5 separate regions of the Homo sapiens genome follow, and all the other regions are linked to region 5. The links are chromatin loops, found by intact Hi-C in ENCODE. Cell type or tissue: endothelial cell of umbilical vein. All regions are shown on one strand.

The links. Hi-C counts contacts between places; a loop is a spot of excess contacts. Peaks named below come from ENCODE experiments on the same cell type or tissue, not always from the same donor. Only the 100,000 strongest peaks of a DNase experiment are listed, where the experiment ranks them.
Region 1: a loop joins it to region 5, with 3 times the contacts of the local background. A loop is called at or near these places in 106 of 110 quality-filtered maps.
Region 2: it touches region 5 in a loop (15-fold over the local background); 107 of 110 quality-filtered maps call a loop at or near these places.
Region 3: it touches region 5 in a loop (4-fold over the local background); 15 of 110 quality-filtered maps call a loop at or near these places.
Region 4: it touches region 5 in a loop (6-fold over the local background); 4 of 110 quality-filtered maps call a loop at or near these places.

What each region holds. Positions count from the first base shown.
Region 1 is chr17:19,375,248-19,380,247 of GRCh38, forward strand. It overlaps MAPK7 (mitogen-activated protein kinase 7), which reads left to right and starts at 3,251. Exons shown (of 7, transcript NM_002749.4): 1 at 3,251-3,383; 2 at 3,649-3,885; 3 at 4,535-4,700. The coding sequence starts at 3,654. It also overlaps a transcript of B9D1 not described here. RefSeq lists silencers at 2,327-2,376, 3,087-3,146, 3,217-3,476 and an enhancer at 2,647-2,876. In endothelial cell of umbilical vein, no CTCF peak of the experiment used is centred here; a DNase peak (open chromatin) is centred at 3,064; H3K4me3 peaks cover 2,404 bases; H3K27ac peaks cover 1,134 bases.
Region 2 is chr17:19,361,040-19,366,039 of GRCh38, forward strand. B9D1 (B9 domain containing 1) reads right to left here and starts at 1,684. Exons shown (of 7, transcript NM_015681.6): 1 at 1,468-1,684. The coding sequence starts at 1,530. It overlaps LOC105371573 (a long non-coding RNA gene), which reads left to right and starts at 1,738. Exons shown (of 3, transcript XR_934302.4): 1 at 1,738-2,132; 2 at 2,441-2,471. RefSeq lists enhancers at 1,144-1,283, 1,743-2,527, 2,084-2,153 and a silencer at 1,324-1,593. In endothelial cell of umbilical vein, a CTCF peak has its summit at 2,006 (motif pointing right); DNase peaks (open chromatin) are centred at 1,702 and 1,952; H3K4me3 peaks cover 1,223 bases; H3K27ac peaks cover 768 bases.
Region 3 is chr17:19,764,457-19,769,456 of GRCh38, forward strand. No RefSeq gene overlaps it. Among named protein-coding and RNA genes, the nearest start is that of ALDH3A1, 19 kb to the left of the region's middle. RefSeq lists an enhancer at 2,308-2,457. In endothelial cell of umbilical vein, a CTCF peak has its summit at 2,217 (motif pointing left); DNase peaks (open chromatin) are centred at 2,205 and 3,735.
Region 4 is chr17:19,259,024-19,264,023 of GRCh38, forward strand. The region is part of intron 1 of EPN2 (epsin 2); the gene reads left to right. Among named protein-coding and RNA genes, the nearest start is that of EPN2-IT1, 9.9 kb to the right of the region's middle. In endothelial cell of umbilical vein, a CTCF peak has its summit at 2,186; DNase peaks (open chromatin) are centred at 4,368 and 4,768; H3K27ac peaks cover 1,556 bases.
Region 5 is chr17:19,444,476-19,449,475 of GRCh38, forward strand. All of the region lies in intron 2 of LOC105371574 (a long non-coding RNA gene), which reads right to left. It also overlaps the pseudogene RPS2P46. Among named protein-coding and RNA genes, the nearest start is that of LINC02094, 29 kb to the left of the region's middle. In endothelial cell of umbilical vein, a CTCF peak has its summit at 2,799 (motif pointing left); DNase peaks (open chromatin) are centred at 2,776 and 4,506; H3K27ac peaks cover 2,234 bases.

The sequences.
Region 1 (5,000 bases), 69 kb before region 5:
CCACCGCACTCTAGCCTGGGCTGGAGTGAAACCCTGTCTCAAAAAGAAAAAAAAAAAAGGTCAAAGGATTTGAATAGATATTGAACAGACATTTCCCCAAAGGAGACAAATGGCCAATAAACCGTGAAAACATCCTTAGTCATTAGGGAAATGCAAATCAAAACTACAATGACGTATCACTTCACACCCACTAGGATGGCTATAATTAAAAAATAATAATAATAATAAGGCTGGGTACTGTGGCTCATGCCTGTAATCCCAGCACTTTGGGAGGCTGAGGCAGGTGGATCACTTGAGGTCAGGAGTTCGAAACCAGCCTGACCATCTCTAATAAAAATATAAAAATTAGCTGGACATGGTGGTGGGGACCTGTAATCCCAACTACTCGGGAAGCTGAGGGAGAAGAATTGCTTGAACCTGGGGTGCAGATGTTGCAGTGAGCCGAGATCGTGCCAGTGCACTCCAGCCTGGGCGATAGAGTGAGACTCAGTATCAGAAAAAGAAAAGAGGTGTTGGTGAGGATGTGGAGAAATCGGAACTCTTAAATATTGCTGGTGAATTTGTAAAATGGTGCAACTGCTGGAGAAAACAGCTTGGCACTTTCTCAAGAAGTTAATAGTTTACCATGTGACCCAGCAATCCCACTCCCAAGAGAAAGGAAAACATGTCCACAAAAAAACTTGTAAACAAATGTTCTCAGAAGCATTATCATAATAGCCAAAAAGTTGAAACAACCCAAATGTTCATAAACTGATGGATAAACAAAATATGGTATATCTAAACAATGCAATATATTTGGCCATAAAAATTAGTGCTAATATGACAACATGAACTTTATGCTAAGTGAAATAAGCCAAACACAAAAGACTACACAGTGTGTGATTCCATTAGTATAGAGCATCCACAATACGCAAGTCCATAGAGACAGAAAGTAGTTCAGTGGTTGCAAGGGCTCTGGTGAAAGAGGAATGAGGAGTGACCGTTAATGGGTATAAACCAAAAATAAAATTAGAAGGCCCTTTGCAACCATCTGAATGGACTCCCTCCTTGGCCAGCACACCCTAAAATTTAACCTGAAAGACTGGTTCAGGCCACGATGGGAGGTGAGAGTTGGACATGCCTTATTATACCCCTCCAACATTAACATCAACACTGACCTTAAGTCTGATAAGAAATATTTGTCTATTCTCTCTATAGCCTGCTACTGGGAGGCTTCAACTGCATAATAAAACCTAGGTCTCCTGGCCAGGTGCAGTGGCTCACGCCTGTAATCCCAGCACTTTGGGAGGCCGGGAGCAGGGGGGCGTGGATGACTTGAGGTCAGGAGTTCGAGACCAGCCAGGCCAACAGGGTGAAACCCCATCTCTACTAAAATACAAAAAAAAAAAAAAAAAAAAAAAAAAAGCCGGGCTTGATGGCTCATGCCTGTGATCCCAGCTATTCGGGAGGCTGAGGCAGGAGACCAGGAGGGGGAGGTTGCAGTGAGCCGAGATCGCACCACTGCACTCCAGCCTGGGCAACAGAGTGAGACTCACTCTTCAAATAAAATAAAATAAAATAAAATAAAATAAAATAAAATAAAATAAAATAAACAACCAAAAAACCCTAGGTCTCCACAACCCCTTATCATAACCCAGATATTCCTTTCTATAGATAATAACTCTTGTAACCAACTGCCAATCAGGATATGTTTAAATCTACCTGTGACTTGGAAGCCCCTCCCCTTTGAGTTGTCCCGCCCTTCCAGAATAGACATTGAACAGACATTTCCCCAAAGGAGACAAATGGCCAATAAGCACATCAAATCAATGTCAATCTTGCATGTATTGACTTATGTATTATGTCTTCCTGAAATGTATAAAGGCTGACTATGCCCCGACCATCTTGGGCACATGTTGTAGGACCTCCTGAGGCTGTCACCACCATGTCCTTAACATTGGCAAAATAAACTTTCTAAATTGACTTGAGACTTGTCTCAGATACTTGGTTCACATAGGTTTCTTTTAGGGGCGATGAAAATGTTCCATAAACCACTCTACCTAAAATTAGGTAGTGATGATGGCTGCTCAACTGTGAATATACCAAAAAACACTGAATTGTACACTATAAAAGGATGAGTTTTATGGTATGTTATTAAAAGTTGTTTAAAAGTGAGGGACCCCTCCAGTTATTGATATGGAATGATCTTCAGGAAAAGAGCATAATATGCTACATTTTTGTACACCAAAGGGGAGGTAGGTACGAATATGCATACATATTGCTTTTTTCTAGAAGCCGCCTAGGAGTGAAACCAAAATTCTTCACTTCTTTTCGGCCCTACCTCGAGCTCCCTTTAGAAAACCTTTCCTTCCAGCTCACAGTATCCACCATGTCCACCTTCGCCTCCCGGCACTGAGCCTTAGAGGGGCGGTGCTCCATAAACATTTGCTACATGAATGAACGAATAAACTATCGGATTTTGGGGTGGGTCGGGACAGCTCGGTTCCAGCGAGGGCTCCGCCCACCCGCGGGCTCCGCAGAGGAGCAGAGGTTGGGCGGCCGCCTCGGTTAACTCCGCTGCAGCCCAAAGCACGGGAATCGCGGGACAGACAAACGAGCGGAGGGAAGATACCTAGAAGCCAGGAAACCGCGAGCTGCAGTCCAACTTGGCCGGAAGCTGCGGAGAGGCTCAGCCACCGGAAGTCAGTGGAGGGTTCGGCCGGACGCTCTAGAATCCCGGAGGACCGGGATCTCTGTGGTTGGCCGTGACGGGCACCCTCTACCGGGGATGACACATTCCCAGAGCTCCTGGGACCAAGCAAATGGCGGACACAATTCCCTGGGCGGAAGGGGACTTCGGGAGCCAGTAGCCAAGGTAACAGTCCCAGACCTGGGCATCTCAGGCCGGGCAGTTCCCCGAGCTCACGGGACTAGCTGTGATTGGCCGGATGAGGTTGAGAGCTTCATGGGGACGCGCGCGCTACGTGCAGGGGCGTTGCCTTCCATTCACTTGGCGCCCGACTGCCAGTGCGCATGCGTTTGAAGGCGGTGCAGGGCGGGGAGCACACCCCTGCGAAGTGCCGGGCACCCTTTGGGCGGCTCCCGCCGGCGAGCTGGACAGCGGCGCGCGCCAGGCGTGGCTTTCTCGGCCGGTGGGCTAGGATTGGACGCAGTAGGTAGAAGGGGCAGGACCCTCCGCAGCAGTAGCTCAGCGATTGGCCAGGAGCTGGAGGGAGCGTGGCCTTGGGAGGCGGGGCGGAGGGGGACGGACAGGGCAGCTCAAGACGCTGAGGTGGTGGCTGCGGCCTTTGAACAAGTAAGTGAGCCACCCTCGGAGACCCCCGCGCTGGGGACGGGAGGCCGGCGAGCCTCGGGACCTCTGAAAGCCTTGAGGAGGCGCGGGGGTGAGTGCGGCCCTGAGGAAACCCAGGTGCCCCGCCCCTCCCTTTCTTCCTGGCCCGCGCCTCGCCTACCCCTCCCCCGACCCTGGCGGGCCCCCGGCTCTGGGCCCGGACCCCTGGGGTAGCTAGTCTGCCACGAACCAGCCGCGCGCTTCTGCCCTTGTCGGTTTAGGAAACTGGGAAGTTCCCTGGTCCTGCTCCCCAGCCCGCAGAGGGGACACTGAGGCCCACGGTAGGTGGTCCTCTCCTCACCCGAGTCTCCACACAGACACCATGGCCGAGCCTCTGAAGGAGGAAGACGGCGAGGACGGCTCTGCGGAGCCCCCCGGGCCCGTGAAGGCCGAACCCGCCCACACCGCTGCCTCTGTAGCGGCCAAGAACCTGGCCCTGCTTAAAGCCCGCTCCTTCGATGTGACCTTTGACGTGGGCGACGAGTACGAGATCATCGAGACCATAGGCAACGGGGCCTATGGAGTGGTGTCCTCCGCCCGCCGCCGCCTCACCGGTGAGCTTCCTGAGCCGTCGCCTCCCAGATGTGGCAGCGTCGCAGGGAGTGGGAAACCGGCCTGTCCCAGACAGCCGGGAAGGAAAGCGGGGTGCGAGTTCTGGCTCCAGTCAACACACACTGACCAGGGCCTTCTGCCTGCCAGGCTCCGGGGAGGCTCGGTTCTCTGAAACTCCGGCCTGGTGGTTTTGCCATCCTGCCTGCCTACTTCCTCCTTAGGAAAATGATAGTCCCAGTTAGACCAGAATGGAGAGCCAGTCCTTCGTGTCTAAGAGAGAAATGTGTTCTGGAGCCAGACACTGGCATAAGGAACTGGTGGTGGGATGGGTGAGGTCTGAGATGGAGAGGGTGTAGGCATAAGAGGCTGAGCTACACCACTGGGCATCCGTGCAACCTCCAACAAGTTACTAAGCCATATTTCCTTCTCTTTAACGTTGACCTATTGGGACCTGCCCCGCAGGGGAGTTGTGAAGGTAACATTTAATAATGTAGGTAACATGCTTAGCACAGGGCTTGGCACATAGTAGGTACCCAATACTTGGTAGCTGTTGTCATTTGCATCCTAGAAGGGAGGTGTTGATAGGGGCTGAGTCGACTCTGCAGTTTCTCCAAGGTATCCTCTGGTATGTCCCTTTTCCCTGCTCCTCAGGCCAGCAGGTGGCCATCAAGAAGATCCCTAATGCTTTCGATGTGGTGACCAATGCCAAGCGGACCCTCAGGGAGCTGAAGATCCTCAAGCACTTTAAACACGACAACATCATCGCCATCAAGGACATCCTGAGGCCCACCGTGCCCTATGGCGAATTCAAATCTGTGTAAGAAGCGGGATGGGAGAGGGAGCCAGACTTGGGACTTTTCTGAAGGCTGCAACCATGTTGCCGAAGTTCTGGAAAGGCAGCTGAATCTAATCTGAAGCAGGCTGGGAAAATTCCCGCAGTTCTAGGACCAGTTCTTTAGAGTTTTGCCAGGGACAACTGTTATTCCTCAAGAAGTGTACAGATGATTTTACAGTTTTATAGAATCTTAGTATATAGGATGTCAAATGTAGGACATTCCTACTATGACCACACCCTCCTATTCCCATAGCAGACTTCACTAATCAATCACAGAACACT
Region 2 (5,000 bases), 83 kb before region 5:
TAGGAGCACGAACCCTACTGTGAACTGCACATGTGGGGGATCTAGGTTGCATGTTCCTTATGAGAATCTAACGCATGATGATCTGTCACTGTCTCCCATCACACCCAGATGGGACCATCTAGTTGCAGGAAAGCAAACTCAGGGCTCCCACTGATTCTACATTATGGTGAGTTGTATAATTATTTCATTATTATTTACAAGGTAATAATAGAAATAAAGTGCACAATAAATGTAATGTCCCCAAATCATCCCAAAACCATCCCTCGCCACCTGGTTTTCCACAAAACCAGTCCCTGGTGCCAAAAAGGTTGAGGACCACTGGTGTAAGGGAATGGTGCTGAAGTGAAAGGTCTGAGAACCCAGGAAGCCATCATATGCAAGGCTGGAGCTGAGGCCCTGAAAAGAGGGAGGTGCTGAGAGCAGAGCAGGGAGGAACAGTGTGACTGTCAGTGTGTGTGTGGCGGGGGGGTCGCTGATGCTGAGAGCACAGACACATGTGACTCAGCCCAGCCGAGAGCCCCTAATAGGAAAGGACAGGAGAGTGGGGAAAGACGGTCTTAGGCACTAGGCTAAGGCAGAGGCGGACAGGGTGGGAGCATGGAGTAGTATCCCTGATGAAATAGGAAGGCAGGAGACACCTACAAAGCATCAGGCCCTGTCAGAGCCTTACCCAAACCGTCTCAGTCAATCCTCACAATAATATTATAAAATAATAATAAACACCACCTCCAACAGCCTGGAAGGACAGTGTAGTGAAGCTTTGAGGTCAGATAGGCGTGGGTTCAATTCCCAGACAGGCCAGTTCCTTTGGTATATTTCCCCAGCTGTAAAATGGGGGTGTTAGTAGTGCCTATCTGGTAAGGCTGTAAGGGTGGACCAGTGCGGAGCACCGACTTTGGGACATATTGAGGACTTGGTGAGCGTTGGTTTATATTTACAATAAATGATTCCTCTAAAGTGTAGGGGGATGGGGAATAGCGTCCCTCGGGCCTAGCAGGCACACCTTCCTTGGGTCAATTCCAGGCCACCACCATTGTTGGATGGTTGGATTCGAACCCGAGTTCAAGGATCTGGGGATTCAGAACGCGGGACAGTAACTCCACACGGGACACAGCGCAAATGCTGGAAACTCGGCCAAGCCTCGGCTCCTCGCGTTAACCCCAGGAGGCTCCTGCCAGTGATCCAAGCAAGTGGGCATGACCCGTGCGAGGGCCCACAGGCTTGCCCGAGTGTGACCTCGGTACTAGCTCAACATCTCGAGGTCTGCTTCTATTCCTGCACATCGGGACTCAGGATCCGGGCAACCTCGCGCCAAGCTCTCCAATGCTGGCTCCCCTCCCCCGCCTAACCGAGAGGCTCAGAGGAATGACGTGGCTCTCCGGGGGCCACAGGGCAGCCCGGGGGGTTGCGGGAAGGGCCCCGGGGGACGCTGGGGGGCGGGCCCCGGCGGGGTCCACGGCCGCTCACCTGGGCGCTCTCCACCTGCCCGTTGACCATGAGTAGAAAGACGCTAGGACTCGCGGTCGCCATGGCAGGTCTGGGGGTGCCGGGGGGACCCACCTAGGCCGCGCGCGGTTGCTAAGAGACGCCGGCGTTGCCCTAGAAACAGACGGCGTAGCGCGCAGGACACGTTTCTTGGCAGCGACACCTTCGCGAAGGCCACGCGAGTGCGCGTGTGGCATGCGCAGGCGCAGTGAACGGGCGCCGTTATAAGGGGGCGGGGCACAAGGGGCGGGGATCCACGCCGAGGCTCCACCCCTCCTTAGGGCAGGTATGACCGAGAGCTGGGGCGGGAGCGTTGACCTGTCGGGTAAAGCCAGCCCTACCGCTCGACTCAGTTGCACGCGCAGGGAGTGTGTGTTCACTCTGACTCGGCCCGGCTCCCCGTCCCCGCCGAAGCGCAGAGGCGAATGAGAGCTGAGTCCTGGGGAGCAGCGCTCCGACTCACGCCCTCAGCAAGCCGAGTGTTTAAAATACATTCAGCCACTAGATGTCGCTGTGGCCCCACCGCGAGGACGCGGAGGGAGGCGCTGCAGAGCACGGGCGACGTGACCACAGCTGTCGGGGCTAACTCTGGAATGCCGGGTGCTCGGAGGAGCCTCCCCAGCTGGGGCCAAGCAGCGTCCAAGCAGGTGAAAAGGATGCGCCCCTGTGGCTTGGAGACGCTTGCCCTCGAAAAAGTTTATTAAACAAACTTGGGAGGGACCTCAAGAATCCTTACATCCAAGCCATCGCTCTTTAGTTCGAAGCTGGGGAAACTGAGGCCCGCAGCGGGCGGCGCCTGGCACCCCAATCAGCCAGCGCTCAGGGGAGTTGCTAGCCAAAATCCACGAATCTGTCAAGATACAGTCTTGTATCTTAGTGGCCTGTCACAGAGTAAGCACTTGGTAACTACTAACTTGTTGATAAATGAATAATTGAAGACATCTCCATTTTACAGAGGAGGAAACAGATTCAGATGGCAAAGGCAGGTAAGTAGCTAAGTCAGGATTCAAACCCAGGACTCCAGAGGCTAACAACCCTCACTGCCTCTGTCTTGTCCTGGGCCAGCCCCAACAGCATCTGTTGGCAGAGGTGTCAAAGGAGACGTTGGAGACATTATCTTGGATCCAGGAAATGAAGGGATTCACAGGTGTGTAGACTCCCGGGAGGCCAGGCTCCGAGCAGGGACCCCAGGTCATCACATTCTGCAGCTTCTAGCTTGGGAGCAGACTAGGGGAGTCCCATCAACCATCTGCACGAGGGAGGGAAGGAGCAGTCTCAGCCCAGCCTGCACCCACTGAACCACCCCCTGCCTAGTGAGCAAAGATATTTGATCAGGGGAGGGAGGCAGCGGGTAACCAGTTCACACATCTGACAAGAGCAGCTGGGGGAGGGGATGGGTGGGCTGGTGGCCCAAGTGCTGCACCCAGAGCCCAAGACAGGGCCCATTTCCCCTCCTGGAGAGGGGGTCATACTCCCTTCTTCCCCCGCTCTGTCCATCTCTTTCCAGTTAAAGTGCTTTCTCCCACACATTCTATCAGTCTCACCCAATTATTTCCTCCCTTTGGCCTTTGAGGCTCGGTGTTGCACACAAGTTAGTTTTCAGCAAAATGCTTGTAGTTATCGAATAACTGGGGGCTCCCAGTAGTTTAAGACCTGGCTATACCAAAGGTGGCCCCACATTCAAATAGGACATAATGGGGGAGTCTCCCCAAGGGGTGGGAAGTTCTAGGGTGGCCTTCAGGGGTACAAATAAGCCCGACCCCTGGGTGTTGGGGAATGGAAGACTCCAGGATAGGATGGGAGGGTGACCAGGCCTAACTTTAACAAGTCTAGTGGCATTAGAAGCGACTTTAGGAGAGGGGTCTCAGGGGCTTGCATAGGGGCTTGCATAGGGCCTGCTGGAATCCTTACCACCAGTTCAAGGGCCCAGTGGAGAGCCTGGTGTACTAGAAGTCCTTGGGCAGGCTGTCCTTCAGGTCAGGACAGTCAGGTTGGAGGAGAAGGTAGTTTCTGCAGATGCTGACACACAGCGATCTCAGCAGGACACTCTGCAGCTCTTGGGGTGGGATGTAGGGATCTGCAATGGGGTGGGGCAGACCCTCAGCCCAGCTGACATCCAGCCGATCTGCACCAGTCCAGCCATGCTGGTTGTTAACATATATTGCTGAGCTTCCCTGCCTGTGCCTGTGCCAAGTCTCTCCACCCCCAGATGCCTTCCTGGGCTCCTAGACATTCCTCGCTCCCACCTCACTCTTAGTACAGCTCTGTCCTCTGGTACACTCCCACGCAGTCCCCTCAGGGAAGCTTCCAGCACATTGGGCAGGCGGGGCTGTCAGCCATTGGGCAGGGGTGAGGCTGGAAGCTGGCTTGAGCAGAGCAGGTGTCAGCGCCAGCCCTCTTCCCTGCATGCCTATGGCCATGGTGCTGCCGGGCAGCTGGCCAGAGCCCCTGCAGGGTCCCAAGCTCCACCCTGGCCATCTGCCTCCCCCAGTCTCTCAACCATCCCAGGCTTCTGCTCCCATCCTTACTGAAATCGGGTTCAAACCCCTGGCCCCAGCAGAGCTGTCTCAGGAAGAGGGAACAGTGGGATTGAGTGGCCAGGGGGACGGCCTGCACAGCGCTGGTGAGCGACGGAGGCCTTGCCCCTTGCCAGTTGTGCCAGGACCAGGCTACCAAACCCAGAGCCCTCGGGCCCTGCTGAGGACAAGAGCAGCTCCCCCATGGTAACCTGATCTCACAAGAGTCCATCTGCAGTCGATCTGGACCCAAGGTCACACTGAAGTGGGACCAAGGCCAACTGTGGAGAGAGGAGGTGAAGGGGAGGTGGAGAGCTGGAGAGGCTGGGGGCCACCCTCCTGGAGCCCCTCTCCACCACCCCTCCTGGCTGTGCACCCACCTGTCAAAGCAGTTGGCGCCTGTGAGCACCCACTCTTGGGAGATGAGGGCCCCCTCACAGCGGCACCAGGTGTCCAGGAAGATGCTGGCCTGGCCAAGCCATTTGTCTGGGCCCTTCTTGCTGGAGGCCTCAGCCAGCCTGGACCCTGCACCTCAGGAGACTGAAGCCTCAGAGCTCAGCTCCGGGTCCCAGGGCCTTGCAGGTCTACCATGCATCTCTTTCCATCCAGCCCTGCGATCTCTGCAGCCCAGCTTCCACCCCTCACCCCTCCAGCTCAAAATCAGACTGCCTGCAGTGGAATCCTATGTGACTCAGGGAAAGTCCTTTAACCTCTCGGAGCCTCGGTTTCCTCATCACACCCAGGGGGTTGTTGTGAGGATTAAATGTGATAATATATGTCAAAGTTCCATACATTTGTAGCTATTCTTTTTTTTTTTTTAATTAAAAAGTTTATGGGCACATAGTAGGTGTATACATTGCAGCTATTCTTGTTGCTGAAGTCATTCCTGGGGTGCTCCTGCTTTTTCATGCCTCCTGGTTTGCACATGCTGTTCCTTCTACCTAGCTCATCATCTCCTACCTATCCGCCCAGAGAACTCCTATGTAGCCTTCAGAGCCC
Region 3 (5,000 bases), 320 kb after region 5:
CTCTCCCTCTCTCTCTTCCCACCCAGACTCTCTGACCTGCAGTCACACAGTGACAGTGCTGACAGCCTGTGTTCTGTTGTGAGCTGAAATCCCCGACTTGCTCACATATACATAAACATGCTTAAAGCTGCACCTAAGCAGATCCATCTGCTTCATTTACATCTAGAGATGGGCTGTAAGAACATGAGCTCTGGAGGAAGCCTGCCTGAGTTAGAATCCTGGCTCAGGGACTCACCACCTATGAGAAATTAAGCAAGTTACTTAACCTCTCTAAGCTTCAGTTTCCTCATGGGCTGGCTGTGGGTTCATATAAAATGCTTAGAACTGTGACTGGCAGGCAGGGCGCAGTGGCTTACACCTGTAATCCCAGCACTTTGGGAGGCTGAGGCAGGTGGATCACCTGAGGTCAGGAGTTCAAGACCAGCCTGGCCAAGATGGTGAAATCCCATCTCTACTAAAACTACAAAAATTAGCCAGGCGTGGTGGCAGGCACCTGTAATCCCAGCTACTTGGGAGATTTAGGCAGGATAATCTCTTGAACCCAGATGGCAGAGGTGCAGTGAGCTGAGATCGCGCCACTGCACTCCAGACTGGGCAAGAGTGAGACTCCGTCTAAAAAAAAAAAAAAAAAACTGACTGGCATGGGGAAGACATGCAGTGTATGTCAGCCATTATTTTCCACAAATATCAGATATATGTTGAGTACCTACTATCTCCCAGGTACTGTCCTAGGAGCTAGGGACACAGTAAGACAGTAAGGTTCCTGGCTTTAGAGAGCTGACATTTTAGTGAGGTGATAATAATAATAAACAAGTAAAAATACACACAAGATGATTTCCGAAAGTGATTACTGCACTGCAGAAAGCAAACCTGCTGGCCTTTGCACATGCTGGTCCCCGGCTCAGAACACTCCCCTCTCCGCCGGCTTCATGCTCCCTTCTTTCCTGACTTCCTTGGCTGGTCCAGTTCCCCTCCCACAAGTCCACATAACAACATCATCTACCTGTCTTCTGTGGCATTAGTCACAATTGTCATGTTGTCTTTATCAACGTCCTATCTACAGTGTGTGCCTCATGAGGGCAGGCCATGCCCTGGCGTTCTCCCTTGTGTCATAGTATAGCACCAACTCAGAGCAGGTGCTTAACAAATGGCTTCGAGGGCATGAATGACAGGAAAAAAAGACCCAATATCAAGCCAAACATCACAATTTCTCAAAATTTGTCCATTAGCCTCTGGCATAGGAAACATCCAGGGAAGGGAACTCCTACCCTAGACCCCACCTGCCCCACATCAGACCTCCTGGCAGCAGGCTTTTTTTTTTTTTCTTTTTTGAGATGGAGTTTCACTCCCGTTGCCCAGGCTGGAGTGCAATGGCGTGATCTCGGCTCATTGCAACCTCTGCCCTCTGGGTTCAAGTGATTCTCCTGCTTCAGCCTCCCAAGTAGCTGGGATTACAGGCACCAGGCACCACACCCAGCTAATTTTTGTATTTTTAGTAGAGACAGGGTTTCACCATGTTGGCCAGGCTAGTCTTGAACTCCTGACCTCAGGTGATCTACCTGCCTTGGCCTCCCAAAATGCTGGGATTACAGGCATGGGCCACCAAGCCCGGCCAGAATCTTTTTCTTCTATGCGCTAGTAGGCCTGAGGTCTTACCTTTCTCACCTACAAAAGCCCATCTAGAGCAGTCCTCCACATGGGGCACCCCCTGCCCTGCCGAGCAGAGGCAGGCCCCAGAAGGGACGTGTGTTGAGGGCAGCCCTTCCCTCCTGGGGGTGGCCCTTAGTTCTGCAGGTCCGAGTCTCCTTAGGGGCAGGCTCGCTCCCCAGCCCCTTCTCAAGCCAAGGGCAGATCTGACCAGCCCCAAGAGGGGATCGAGGAATCTTTGGGGCAAGACAGCAGAGCTTCTTTGGGGAAAAGGGACTTGAGGACTCACCTCACTGCTTCCCTTAAGAAGGGAGATGGGCTTCCGGGGAGCTGGGAGTCCCCAACATCTAGTGACAGGGGGGCACCAAGAGGGCAGCTCTCACGTTTTCTGTGAGTTTGTGCCTTTTCTGAGGTTTTCCTCAGACTCTCAAAGGGGTCCCTGCTGGCGACCCCTTGGGAAGAAGTTACCTCACTGTCCCTTCTCCCCTCCCCATGCAAGACACTGTCCTTTCTCAGGGAGCAGCCTGAGAAGCCTCACTGCCTGGGGGCGGGCGCCCTCTGCCGGTTGAGGGCTGGCCCAGGTCTGGCTCAGCCCACGGGGCGCTGCTGGCAGTAGGGCTGGTCGGGGAGACACATGGGGCTGGACAGGTGTGTGGGGCCTGACCTAAGCTCCTTCTCCAAAGGCAGAGAAGGCACTGAGGTGGGACATGAGTCCCAGGGGTGGGGCCTGCCGCTGACAGTGTGTGGCTGTGGGGGTCCAGAGGCACATGACCTCAAAAGAGTTTGTTTCAATTCAGACAGGCAAGGGCTAGAGTACACATTTTGTATTTAAAAAACAGAGGACATAGCTAAAATATTTATAGAGGATCGACCCCATGGTTTTTTGTCAGCCCCACAGCAAGGAACCAGAACTTGGTTTTGCAAAAATCAATATGCTTACATAGCCCTGCTGAGAGACAGGGCAACAGCCCAAGGCCTGGCTCCCCGGCACTGTAGGCAGCTGTTGCTAGGAACAGGGGCATCAGATCCCAGCATGGCAGGGAGAGCTTCACTTTGCTTGCTGCCACCATTTGTTGAGCACTTGCTAAATGCCAGGCACTGTGCAAAGAGCATTTTCCCCACACAGGTAGGATTAGAAAGTAGTAGTCCTCTTATCTTCTCTAATGGATGGAAAAACTGAGGCTCAGGATGGGAAGGTAACTTGTCCAAATAACACACAGGAAGATTAAAAGTAGAACACCTCATTTCTCAAAGCAGCAGAAAAACAAGTATGTTCCAAAACTACCAATGGAGAAAAATTTGCATGCTGTAAACTAACAGTTCATTAAATTCTGTTTAAGGCTGGATGCGGTGGCTCACGCCGGTAATCCCAGCACTTCAGGAGGCTGAGACTGGCAGATCACCGGAGGTCAGGAGTTCAAGACCAGACTGGCCAACATGGCGAAACCCCGTCTCTACAAAAAATGTAAAAATTAGCTGGGCGTGATGGCACAAGGCCTGTAATCCCAGCTAATGGGGAGGCTGAGGCAGGAGAATCACTTGAACCCAGGAGGCAGAGGTTGCAGTGAGTCAAGATCATGCCACTGCACTCCAGCCTGGGCGACAGAGACTCTGTCTCAAAAAAAAAAAAAAAAAAAAGAAAGAAAGAAAACAATGGAAAATTCCAGAAATAAACAATTCCTAAGTTTTAAGTTGCACACCATTCTGAGCAGTGTGATGTAGTCTTCTGCCATCCCACTTGGGACACAAATCATTCCCTTTGTCTGTCATGTCCACGCCGCATATGTGATCCACCCTATACTATGTGATTGTATAGAGAAAAACAGCATACATATATGGTTTGGCAGTTTCCAAGGTTTCAGACATCCACTGGGGGGTCTTGGAGCATAACCTCATGAATAAGGTGGGACTCCTGCAGTTGCGACAGAGACCAGACAGTCTTCAAAACCTAAAATATTTGTATTTTTCAGTACAGGAAAAGCTTGTCAACCCCTGGTCTACACACCTGGTTATCTTGGACCATCCTGCCCCAGACTTCCTCCGTAACAACCCATATAATGTTTCTATGACCATAGACGTAAAAGGAAACTGTGACCTTTACCAAAATAAGCAACTTATTTTTCACAAATTACTTATGTAATAAGCATCCTGTTTCCAAAACAGACCTCAGTTTTCAGGTCCGTTTTGAATTGACATTTGTCACACTGCTGACTCCTTTGTTACTGAGTGAACGATATATTCTTGAGACCAATTTTTCTAAGAAATGTTATTTTAGCACATGTTCCATGGAAAGGAGGGTTTACGTTTCCAAAATACAGATGTGACAAAGAGGAAGCACATCTGATGGCCAATGAGGAGAAACAACAGAGTGGATCCTGAGGCCTCCCGTGTCCTTTCAGCCTCCCTCTGCTACTCCCACTGCTGGCCACACCAGCCTCAGGGAGGGACTGCCATGTGCACTTTCCACGGCAGCTCATTTAACTCTTGCAGGAAACCCAAGAGGCATGTTGTGTTTCTGTCTCTGCTTTACTGACAAGGACAGGGAAGCCCAGGGAGTGAGGCGTCTCACCCAGGTCAGTGTCGGCGCACACAGGAGGCAACCAGGGCATGTGGCAGGGCCCCACAGGACACCAGGGCCTCTCAAACCCACTACCCTTTCAGGCCCCTCTGCTGCTCACCATTGGTGAAGTGGGGCTGTCAGGAGCAAAGAGAATTTCTGGATTTTCTCCTAACATTTTCCCCTACTTTAACCTCCCTTCATCTGTTGAATTTACTGCAAATCTTTCCTAGTCTTTTAGTTTTCCTATACTTAAAAAAACCTTGTTTTTAAAAATTACATAATTAGGCCAGGCACAGTGGCTCATGCCTATAATCCCAGCACTTTGGGAGGCTGTGGGCGGATCACCTGAGGTCAGGAGTTCGAGACCAGCCTGGCCAACATGGTGAAACCGTCTCTACTAAAAATACAAAAATTAGCTGGGCATGGTGGCACGTGCTTGTAATTCCAGCTATTCAGGAGGCTGAGGCAGGAGAATCACTTGAACCCAGGAGGCAGAGGTTGCAGTGAGACGAGATCACGCCATTGCACTCTAGCCAAGGCGACAGAGTGAGACTCCATCTCAAAAAAATACACACACACACACACACACACACAAAGTTAGCCAGCCGTGGTGGCACACACCTGTAATCCCAGTTAGTTGGGAGGCTTAGGTGGGAGAATAGCTGGAACCCATGAAGCAGAGGTTGCGTGAGCTGCGATCGTGCCACTGCACTCCAGCCTGCAGCCTGGGTAACAGAGTGACACTCTGTCTCAAAAAAAAAAAAAAAATTTTTTTTTAATTATATAAGCTCAT
Region 4 (5,000 bases), 190 kb before region 5:
TTTCCATTTGGAAGAAAAAATCAGTTTATAATTTGGAATGGGGAAACAAATATTATCTGCCTTCAAAGAAAAAAATTCATTATATAACATAGCGGCTGCTGAATCAAGTCTTGGAAATTTGTGATTTTTTGAAAACCGCCCTATAAGGCTTATGGAAATACAATTTGGAATCCATTAGCTTCAGGTGTTTCTCCTTTTGGTGATAGGGAAACATGGTTTTGCTGCTGTTTTTGTCAAATGTGAGAGTCGTAGGTTATTGATCTGGCATCTTTTGAGTGTTGGGTCTTTTTTTTTTTTTTTTTTTTTTGAGATGGAGTCTCATTCTGTCACCCAGGCTGGAGTGCAGTGGCACGATCTCGGCTCACTGCAAGCTCCACCTCCCGGGTTCACACCATTTTCCTGCCTCAGCCTCCTGAGTAGCTGGCACTACAGGCGCCTGCCACCACGCCTGGCTAACTTTTTGTATTTTTAGTAGAGACGGGGTTTCACCGTGTTAGCCAGGATGGTCTCAATCTCCTGACCTTGTGATCTGCCCGCCTCGGCCTCCCAAAGTGCTGGGTTTACAGGCATGAGCCACAGCGCCCGGCTGAGTATTGGGTCTTTAGGGGTCAAAACTTTTGATCTTTGCTTGCAGTTTTTGTTTTTTTCTCTTTTACACTCTCCCTGTTCCCTGATTAAATGAAGGCCAGGCTTGCCTAGTTCCAGGGAAAAGGCCAAGGGTGCCTAGAGCAAGGTGGATGGGACTTTGTTCGCAGATGGGCCTTGAGAGAGCGACCCCTCGCTCCTAAATGCCCGGAGGAAGGGACGGACTTCTTTATCTTTACCATGGGTATTCTGCCTTACTGCTTTGGCCTGTGGCGTTTCTTCACTTGCTTTTCCTCATTTTGCTTGGAATGTGCTTTGCCTGTTGCATACCCACCTCGTCTGCCCCCTTGCACACTCCATGGCTGGCCTAAAAGCCCAGTCTGCTGTCCTGTGCCCTTTAGACTTCCACTGTAGGATTATGTTTCCACACTCCCTGTGGACTGTGCCACTGGAGCTCTCTGCAGACAGGGACTGTGTCAGGTTGACCTCCATCCTTCAGCACCAGCCCAGTGCCTGGCAGGTAGCAGGAAAGCAGAAGCTGAGGAAGGACTTGCTGCACAAGTGGATGCCAGGAGCTCTGGTTCTTCCCTTCTTGAATCTGCTACCTTATGATGGGAGGGACACAGGGCTGTGCTGGATTTGTGCACGATGCTTTGGACAGCCCATGGGAGAGGGCCAGGAGGAAGGAAACCCAGACTGAGTGGATAGCAGGCTGGATGGGGGCATTGACAGTGGGGGAAGCATTAAAGGCCATTTATAGCCTTCCAAATGTGAAGCTGGAGGGGCCTGGAAGAGAGTCACAGAAAGGAAGGGACAGACGCGGGACGGTGCAGGGTCCCTGCCCTCCAGCTTCACAGGTCTTGGTAATGGGCTCTTACACGGGTTGGTGGCGGAAGGACACAGGTGGACCTGGGCTGGTGGTCACTCCTGGGCTGCTCTTGGCCCTGGCATCTGAGACCTGTTGGCCAAAGGCTTTGATGTGGCTCTGGTATTTTTTCTTTTTTTTGAGAATGGAACTTTTTTTTTTTTTAATGAAATGCTCTTTTGAATAGGCAATACAGTCACGTTTCTAAAATGAAAATATATTAAAATATATTTTAAGAAATTTTGCCCCTCACTCCTGATCTCATCTCTGTCCTCCCTCCTCCCTGGTAACCACCTGTAGCAGTTTGAATACCCTTCTAGTTTTTCTTAATGCAAGTACAGCAAACACAAATTGTGTATTATTATTTCTCCCTTTTCAGTAAATGAAAGATAGCATTCTGTGTGTACTGTTCTTCATCTTGTGCTTTTTTTAACTTATTGTAGAGATTTTTCCATATCAGTGCATGGAGAATGGTTGTCATTCTCTTTCAGCTGTGTTGCACTGTGAAGTTGTCCCTGTTTGAATACTCACCCCTGAGGAAAGGCACCTGGCTGTTTCCAGCTTGTTTCATGACATGCCGGCGACAGTTGTCTCACGTGCACATCGTTTCCCACATTGCAGTGGTCCTGCAGGGTGGCATCCCGCAGGCACATTGCTGAGTCAAAGAGGAAACACAGTTGTAATTTTGACAGATTTTGCCCAGTTGCCCTCTACAGGGCTTGTTCCATGTTGCACTCCCACTGGCGGTGTTGATGCCTGATTCCCCACTGACTCGTCAACACAAGGTGTAGTCAAATGCTTGGAGTTCTGCCAGCCTGACACTTGTAAATAATATCTCAGTATAGTTTTAATTTGTATTTTTCTGAAGAGGAGCTGATCATGTTGTCATATGTTTAAGGACCATTTATAGTTTTCTGTGGACAGTTCTTCGATTTTTCTCTTGGGTTATTGGTTTTTTCTCAATTTCTGAAGGTGTTTTTTATATTTTTGGAAGGTTAGTTCATTGTCTTATGAGTTATAAATTTTTTTCAGGCTAGGAATTATTCTGATCTAGGCAGAGTCTTTAAATAATTCTATTCCTCCCCTTCCCTCTGCCCCATCTCCTTATGTTTGAAGATTTGGACAGTGGCTTTGGGACAGAACCACACCTTTGGCTTCCTTCCAGGATTTAAGTTAATTGGCCTTAGACACATTTTCGGTATGAACTTATGATAGCGTGGATGTGTTTGAGGTGTATCAGGATGGGCTACATGATGTGAGAACAGCCAACCCTCTCACCTCAGTGGCCTAACAGCAGAGGCTCATTTCTTTTTCATGGGGCATGTCCAGTGTATGTAGTCAGGAGACTTCACTCATAGTCACTCATGAACCTAGGATGATGGTGGCACAAGCTTTTTGTTTTGTCTTATTTTGTTTTGTTAACAGTTTTATTGGCTGGGAGTGGTGGCTCACACCTGTAATCCCAGGACTTTGGGAGGCCAAGGTGGGTGTATCACTTGAGGTCAGGAGTTCGAGACCAGCCTGGCCAACGTGGTGAAACCCATCTCTACTAAAAATACAAAAATCAGCCAGGCATGGTGGCGCATCCCTGTAGTCCCAGCTACTTGGGAGGCTGAGGCAGGAGAATTGCTTGAACCCAGGAGGCAGAGGTTGCAATGAGCTGAGATTGTGCCACTGCACTCCAGCCTGAGCAACAGAGCAAGACTCCATCTAAAAAAAAACAGGCCAGGTGCAGTGGCTCATGCCTGCAATCCCAGCACTTTGGGAGGCCAAGGCGGGCGGACCACCTGAGGTCGGGAGTTCAAGACCAGCCTGACCAACATGGAGAAACCCTGTCTCTACTAAAAATACAAAATTAGCTGGGTGTAGTGGCACATGCCTGTAATCCCAGCTACTTAGGAGGCTGAGGCAGGAGAATCGCTTGGACCCAGGAGGCGGAGGTTGCCGTGAGCCGAGATCACACCACTGCACTCCAGCCTGGGCAACAGGAGCGTTAAAACTCCATCTCAAAAACAAAACAAAACAAAACAAAAACAGTTTTATTGATGCATAATTTATTTGCCATGCAATAAAGTTCACCATCAGCATAATCTTATTTTAGAACATTTTATTACCCCCAAAAGCAACCCTGTACCCATTAAGCAGTCATTTCCCCTCCCATTCTCTCCAGCCCCTGGCAACTGCAATAAAGTTCACCATCAGCATAATCTTATTTTAGAACATTTTATTACCCCCAAAAGCAACCCTGTACCCATTAAGCAGTCATTTCCCCTCCCATTCTCTCCAGCCCCTGGCAACTATCAGTCTGCTTTCTGTCTCTGTGGATTTGCCTGTTCTGGACATTCCACATAAATGGAGTCATACAGTGTGTGGGCTTTTGTGTTTGGCTTCTTACATTCAGTGTAATGTTGTCGAGGTTCATCCATATGGTAGAATGGGCCAGAACTTCCTTTTTAAGGCTGAATAATATTCCATTGTGTGGATAGATCACATGTTGTTGATCTGTTCATCAATTGGACAAAGTTGTTTCCAGTCTTTGGCAGTCGTGAGTAACACAGCTGTGAACATGGTACATGAGTCCCTGTGTAGACATGCTTTCCTGTCTCTGGATAGATAAGGAGGCTCCATCCTGACATAGGCACCCACTGTCACCACCGCAGGGAATGTGGCACCTGCCTTTTACTGTTCAGCAGAGAGTGACACACATCATTTCTATCTCATCTCATTGCCGTGCCATGGCTGACTTCAGAGGAGGTGGGAAAATGCACTTCTGTCATAGGCCTAGAAGTGGGTGAACTGGAAATACTTGGTGACTAGGATCAGTACTTTAGAAGAGAAGAGAAGTGGGGCCCATCCCTGGGGCCCATGAGAGTGGTTTTGTTTGGACAAGTCATTCCGGAAAGCGTTCACTAGTAAGGAGGGAGTTCCAGGATAGAAATTACGTGGGTTGGCCTTGAAAGCTGGTTGGTGGAAAAACCTCACATCTTCCAAGGAGCGTCTTAGATGGGTATGATGATATTGGAACAGAGAAGGGCAACCACATAGAAGTAATATAAGTAGAATGGAGGTTTAGGATTGAGCACTTCTGAGTTTCACAGGAGGCATTGTGGCTGAGAGCTTCATCCCAGTTCTGTGATTTGCTGTATGTTATCCTCTCTCTTGTGTAATGCCTGCCTTGCAAAAGTGCAGCAAGATCAGTGCCATGAAACCCCTGGGTCAGTGCCTGGCACATGGTAGGCATTCAGTAAATTATAGCTGTCACCTTGGTGCATTTGACCAGCAGCAGCTGAGTCTGCAGTCACTGAGTCACCAGACCTGGCCTTCCTGAGGCCTTGGGCTTATGTTTTCCTTGTGAGGCATAAATATGCTGAAGAACATCCCTGTTTTCTTGGCCTGGTCCTCCCTGTGGTGGCTGAAGGAAAGAGGGGGGCTGGAGCGAGAAGGGGGGTTAGGGGCATGGATGTAGCCAGTGTATATTTGGAGGGCAAGTAAACAGTTCTTCCTTGGCCTCTCGGCACAAGTTTCTAAAGTAGAGCGATTTCTGAGTTTA
Region 5 (5,000 bases):
TGCCTGGCTAATTTTTGTATTTTTGGTAGAGATGGAGTTTCACCATGTTGGCCAGACTGGTCTCGAACTCCTGACCTCAGGTGATCCACTCACCTCAGCCTCCCAAAGTGTTAGGATCACAGGCGTGAACCACTGCACTTGGCCTAAACTTCTTTTCTTTATAAATTACCCAGTCTTAGGTAGTTCTTTATAGCAATGTGAGAATGAACTAATACAAATACCTACTCTGCTGTTAATTCCATCTAATGTTTCTTTAAAAATATTTTCTATTTATCTCCTCATCTTCTACATTCTTGAGCACGTGAACCATATTTATGATATCTATTTTCTATATCACGTCTGTTAATTGCATCATTTATGTCACTTATGAATCTTATTATATTGATGGATTTTTGTCCTGATTATGTGTGATATTTTCTTGCTTTTACCATGTCTATTAATTTAAAATTTTTTTTTAACTTATGGTAAAACAAATGTAACAGAATTTACCATTTTAACCATTTTTAAGCATACAGTTCAATGGCATTAAGTACATTCACATTATTGTGCCACCATCACAATCATTCATCTCCAGAATTTTTTTCGTCTTACAAAACTGAAACTCTGTACCCATTAAACAGTAACTCCCCATTCATTCCTCCGCCCAGTCCCTTGCAACCACCATGCCACTTTCTGTCTCTCAATTAATTCTGTCAATGTTGCTTCATACATTTGGGTGCTCTGCTGTTAGATGCGTATTTCTCCTTCAGTTTTGAAGGACAGTCTTGCCAGTCATAGTATTCTTGGTTGATAGCTTTTCTTCTCTGAACATGTTGAACATATCATCCCACCCCTTTCTTGCCTATACAATTTCTGTGGAGAAATCTACTTATACTATAATGGGAGCTCCCTTGTACATCATGAGTCACTGCCCTTGCTCTTTTAAAGACAATAGTTTGATTATAACATGTCTCTCTGTATGGGCCTCTTTGAGTTCATCTTACTAATAATCTTACTAATTTACTAATATTTGTTTTGAGATTGTTGAATTTGGATGTCCACTTCCTTTGTCAGATTTGGGACGTTTTCAGCCATTATTTCTTTAAATAAGTTCTCTTTCTTCTCTTTCTGGAATGCCTTTAATGTGTATGTTGATCTGCTTGATGATGTCCCATTAATCTCTTAGGCTATCCTCACTTTTCTTCATTTTTTCTTCTTTTTGCTCCCTGACTCAAAGATTCAAATGACCTGTTGTTTAGTCCACTGTTTTGTTTGATCAGGTCTGCTTTTGAACTCTTTTAGTGAATTTTTCAATTCAGTTGCTATATTCTTCAGCTCAAAAATTTCCGCTTCTTTCTTTTTTTTATCATTCTATCTCTTTGTTGATTTTCTCATCTTGTTGTTGCATTTTTAAAAATTTCATTTAATTATCTGTGTCCTCTTGAAGGTCACTGTGTTTCTTTTTTTTGTTTTGTTTTCACGCTTAATTCACTTTATTTTTCTTGTATAAAAACCCTATGTTGTAGCCACAGCTGGAGCCTGAGTCCGCTGCACGGAGACTCTGGTGTGGGTCTTGACGAGGTGGTCAGTGAATTCCTGATAGGGAGACTTGGTAAATACAGTCTCCTTCCAGAGGTCGGGGGTTAGGTAGCTGTAGGTCTTAGAAATGGCATCAAAGGTGGCCTTGGTGAAGTTGCCCAGGGTGGCAGTGCAGCCCCGGGCTGAGGTGTAGCAGTCATCGATACCAGCCATCATGAGCAGCTTCTTAGGCACAGGTGCGGAGACGATGCCAGTGCCCCTGGGTGCAGGGATGAGGCGTACCAGCACAGAGCCGCAGCAGCCTGTCACCTTGCAAGGGACAGTGTGGGGCTTGCCGATCTTGTTCCCCCAGTAGCCTCTGCGCACGGGGACGATGGAGAGCTTGGCCAGGATGATGGCCCCACGGATGGCGGTGGCCACCTCCTTGGAGCACTTAACACCCAGACCGACGTGGCCGTTGTAGTCCCCGATAGCAACAAATGCCTTGAACCTGGTGCGCTGGCCGGCACGGGTCTGCTTCTGCACTGGCATAATCTTCAAAACCTCATCCTTGAGAGAGGCCCCCAGGAAGAAATCAATGATCTCTGATTCCTTAATTGGGCAGGGAGAAGAGATAGATCTCCTCCAGGGACTTGATCTTCATGTCCTTGACCAAGCGGCCCAACTTGGTGACGGGCATCCACTCCTTATCCTCGGCCTTGCCTCCGCGAGCTCCGCGGCCTTGGCCCCGGCCCCGTCCACGGCCGCGACCCTGGCCCCGGATGCCACTGCCGAAACCTCCGCGGAAGCCACCGCGGTTCCCCATCTCAGGGCCACCAGGGCCTCCGGGCCCCCCCGCTGCACCGGCGTCATCCGCCATTTGGTGTTTTGTCGGAAAAGAAGCCACTGTGTTTCTTTAAGACAATTATTTTGAATTATTAATCCGATAGTTTATAGATCTCCATCTCTTCGGAGGCAGTTTCTAGAGATTTATTTTGTTCCTTTGATTTGGTTATATTTCCCTGCTTTATTGTGTGGCTTGTGATATTTTTTTTGTTGAGTTGTACGCATTTGAAAAAAAATAGCCTTCTCTCTCAGTCTTTATGGATTGGGTTTGTACGGGGGAATTCTGTTCACCAATCAGCCACACCTAGAGATTCTGGGGGCCTCTGAAATCTTTTTAGGAGGACGCAATTCCTCTGAGCTTTGCCTGTAATTTTCCAGTTAGAGAGGTTTGCCAGTTTCTTTTTCAGAAGATCATAATCTTTGGCTCCCTCTGGTGTCTGTCTCTAGAACTGCAGGTTCCCTGGTGCCACAGCAGCAAGCCACTCTCCTCTCCTTTGTTTTCAGAGGCCCCATCCAAAGTATGCTGGTTCCCTGTCAGCTCCCCTAGATCAGATGAGACATTCACCAGTCCTTGGAGCAGCTCTCTGAAAAGCTGGACAGCCAGCCAAACAGCCCACTCTTCTACCTCCCTGCCAAGGGAAGACCTATGAGTTGAGCACCTCCCAGTTACCCTGAGTCATGCCATCCTCTGTGTGCCGCACTTCAGGCCTTCTGGTGGCACAGTAAGCCACCCCATTCTCCCTTGCTTTCAGCATCCTCCAGGCATCCAAACTATTCTGGTTCCATTAGTGCCCTGAGTCAAGTAAGACAGAAACTAGTTTTCTGGGCAGCCTTCTGAGAAGCTGGAACGCTGGGCACTCTTCTCTCCCCTCCCTCTAACCTAAGGGAGAAGCCATGAGAAAAGCCGAGCTGTGCTAGCTTGGGACAGGGACAATTGCAGATAAAGTGAAATGGCTCTTCTTACTGATTTCAATGCACTGTTCTTGGCTTGATCTTGCCTTGGGGTACTGCAACTTCCTCACTGGTTTCTAGAGTTCTCATAAAGGTATTTTGGTCTATATATTGTTGTTAATTTGGTGTCACTGTGAAGGAAACAAGGGTGGGGGCTTCCTATTCTGCCATCTTGCTGATGTCACCCCAATTCCTCTATTCTTTACTCCAAAAGATCATATCAGGTCAAAAGATGTACAGAACTGGGTGTCAAAAAGGTGTTCAACACAAATATATTTAATGAAAGGTTGAACAAGTGAGGCAGAGGTTTAGTGTTACTCTAACAGAATACTGGAGACTGGGTAGTTTATGAAGAAAAGAGGTTTATTTAGCTTGCAATTCTGGTGGCTGGAAAGTTCAAGATTGGGCCTCTGGTGAGGGTCTCAGGCTGCTTCAGCTCAAGGTGGAATGTGAAAGGGGAATCGGCATGTGCAAAGAGATCACACATGCTGAAGAGGAAGCAAAGCAGGGAGGAGGTCCCAGGCTGGTTTGTTTGTTTCTTTGTTTTTTGAGACGTGGTCTTATTCTGTCACCCAGGCTGGACACTGTAACCTTGAACTCCTGGGCTCAAGCTATCTTCCCACGTCAGCCTCTTGAGTAACTAGGCCCATAGGTGCATGCCACCATGGCTGGCTAATTTTTTCCTTTTTGGTAAAGACAGGGATGTTGCAATGTCTGTGTTGCCCAGGCTGGTCTTGAATACTTGGCCTCAAGCAATCCTCCTGTCTTGGCATCAAGCAATCCTCCTGTCTTGGCATCCTAAAGTGTTGGGATTAGAGATGCGAACCATCACACTGGCCCAGGCTCCTTTTAACAACCAGCTCTCTTGTGAACTAATGGGAGGACATTAATTCATTCATGAGGGATCCACCCCCATGACTGAAACCCCTCCCACCAGGGCCTATCTCCCAAAATTGCCGCATTGGGGATCTAAATTTCAATACGAGGTTTGAAGGGGACCTTTTTTCTGATCTGCTGTTGTAAAACCACAGCAGCTGTGGGGACAAGGGTAACTCTATTTCAGATGCTAATCCACCATGTGACTCCTGACTAACCTCGAGTCTGGGAATGCCTCCAAGATGTCTAGTTGATGTATTATTCTTTATGTAGAAATCTCTGTTTACTGTAAGTTTTGCCTTCCCTCCTAATCAACCCTTGATGTTGTTGCACACATCATAGGCCATGACACCCTCAGCATTCTTTCAGCTATCTACACATTCCTTCCGGAGCATGTAGACTTCCCTCCCGATACATAAGCCATGGGTCTCAGGGGTTGCAGTACACAGATCTGCCTGTCTCGTGGCCATAGAAGACTACACTTCTGTGTGTAAGTTCCCTAATAAATCACCCTTTACTGACAAACTGGATTTGTCTGCCTTGTTCTTTGGTTTCTTATCTCCTTCTGTGTTTGTGGGTCACTTTGCATTTACAGGGCTTTTAGGAAAGAACAACAGACCAGACAAAGATTATACCTCCTTGAACTAGTGAGAAAACTAAAGATCAGGAAGGCTATTGGATATACCCAATGTCAAAGTCCTTAATAGCAAAGCAGCAATCAGAGAGCCAGAAAATCTGTAAGCAAGAGATAGATCTGTAGTGGATTGAGTAGTGTTCCTCCAGGTACTGTCTACCAGATCCTCAGAATGTGACTTCGTTTGGAAATGAAA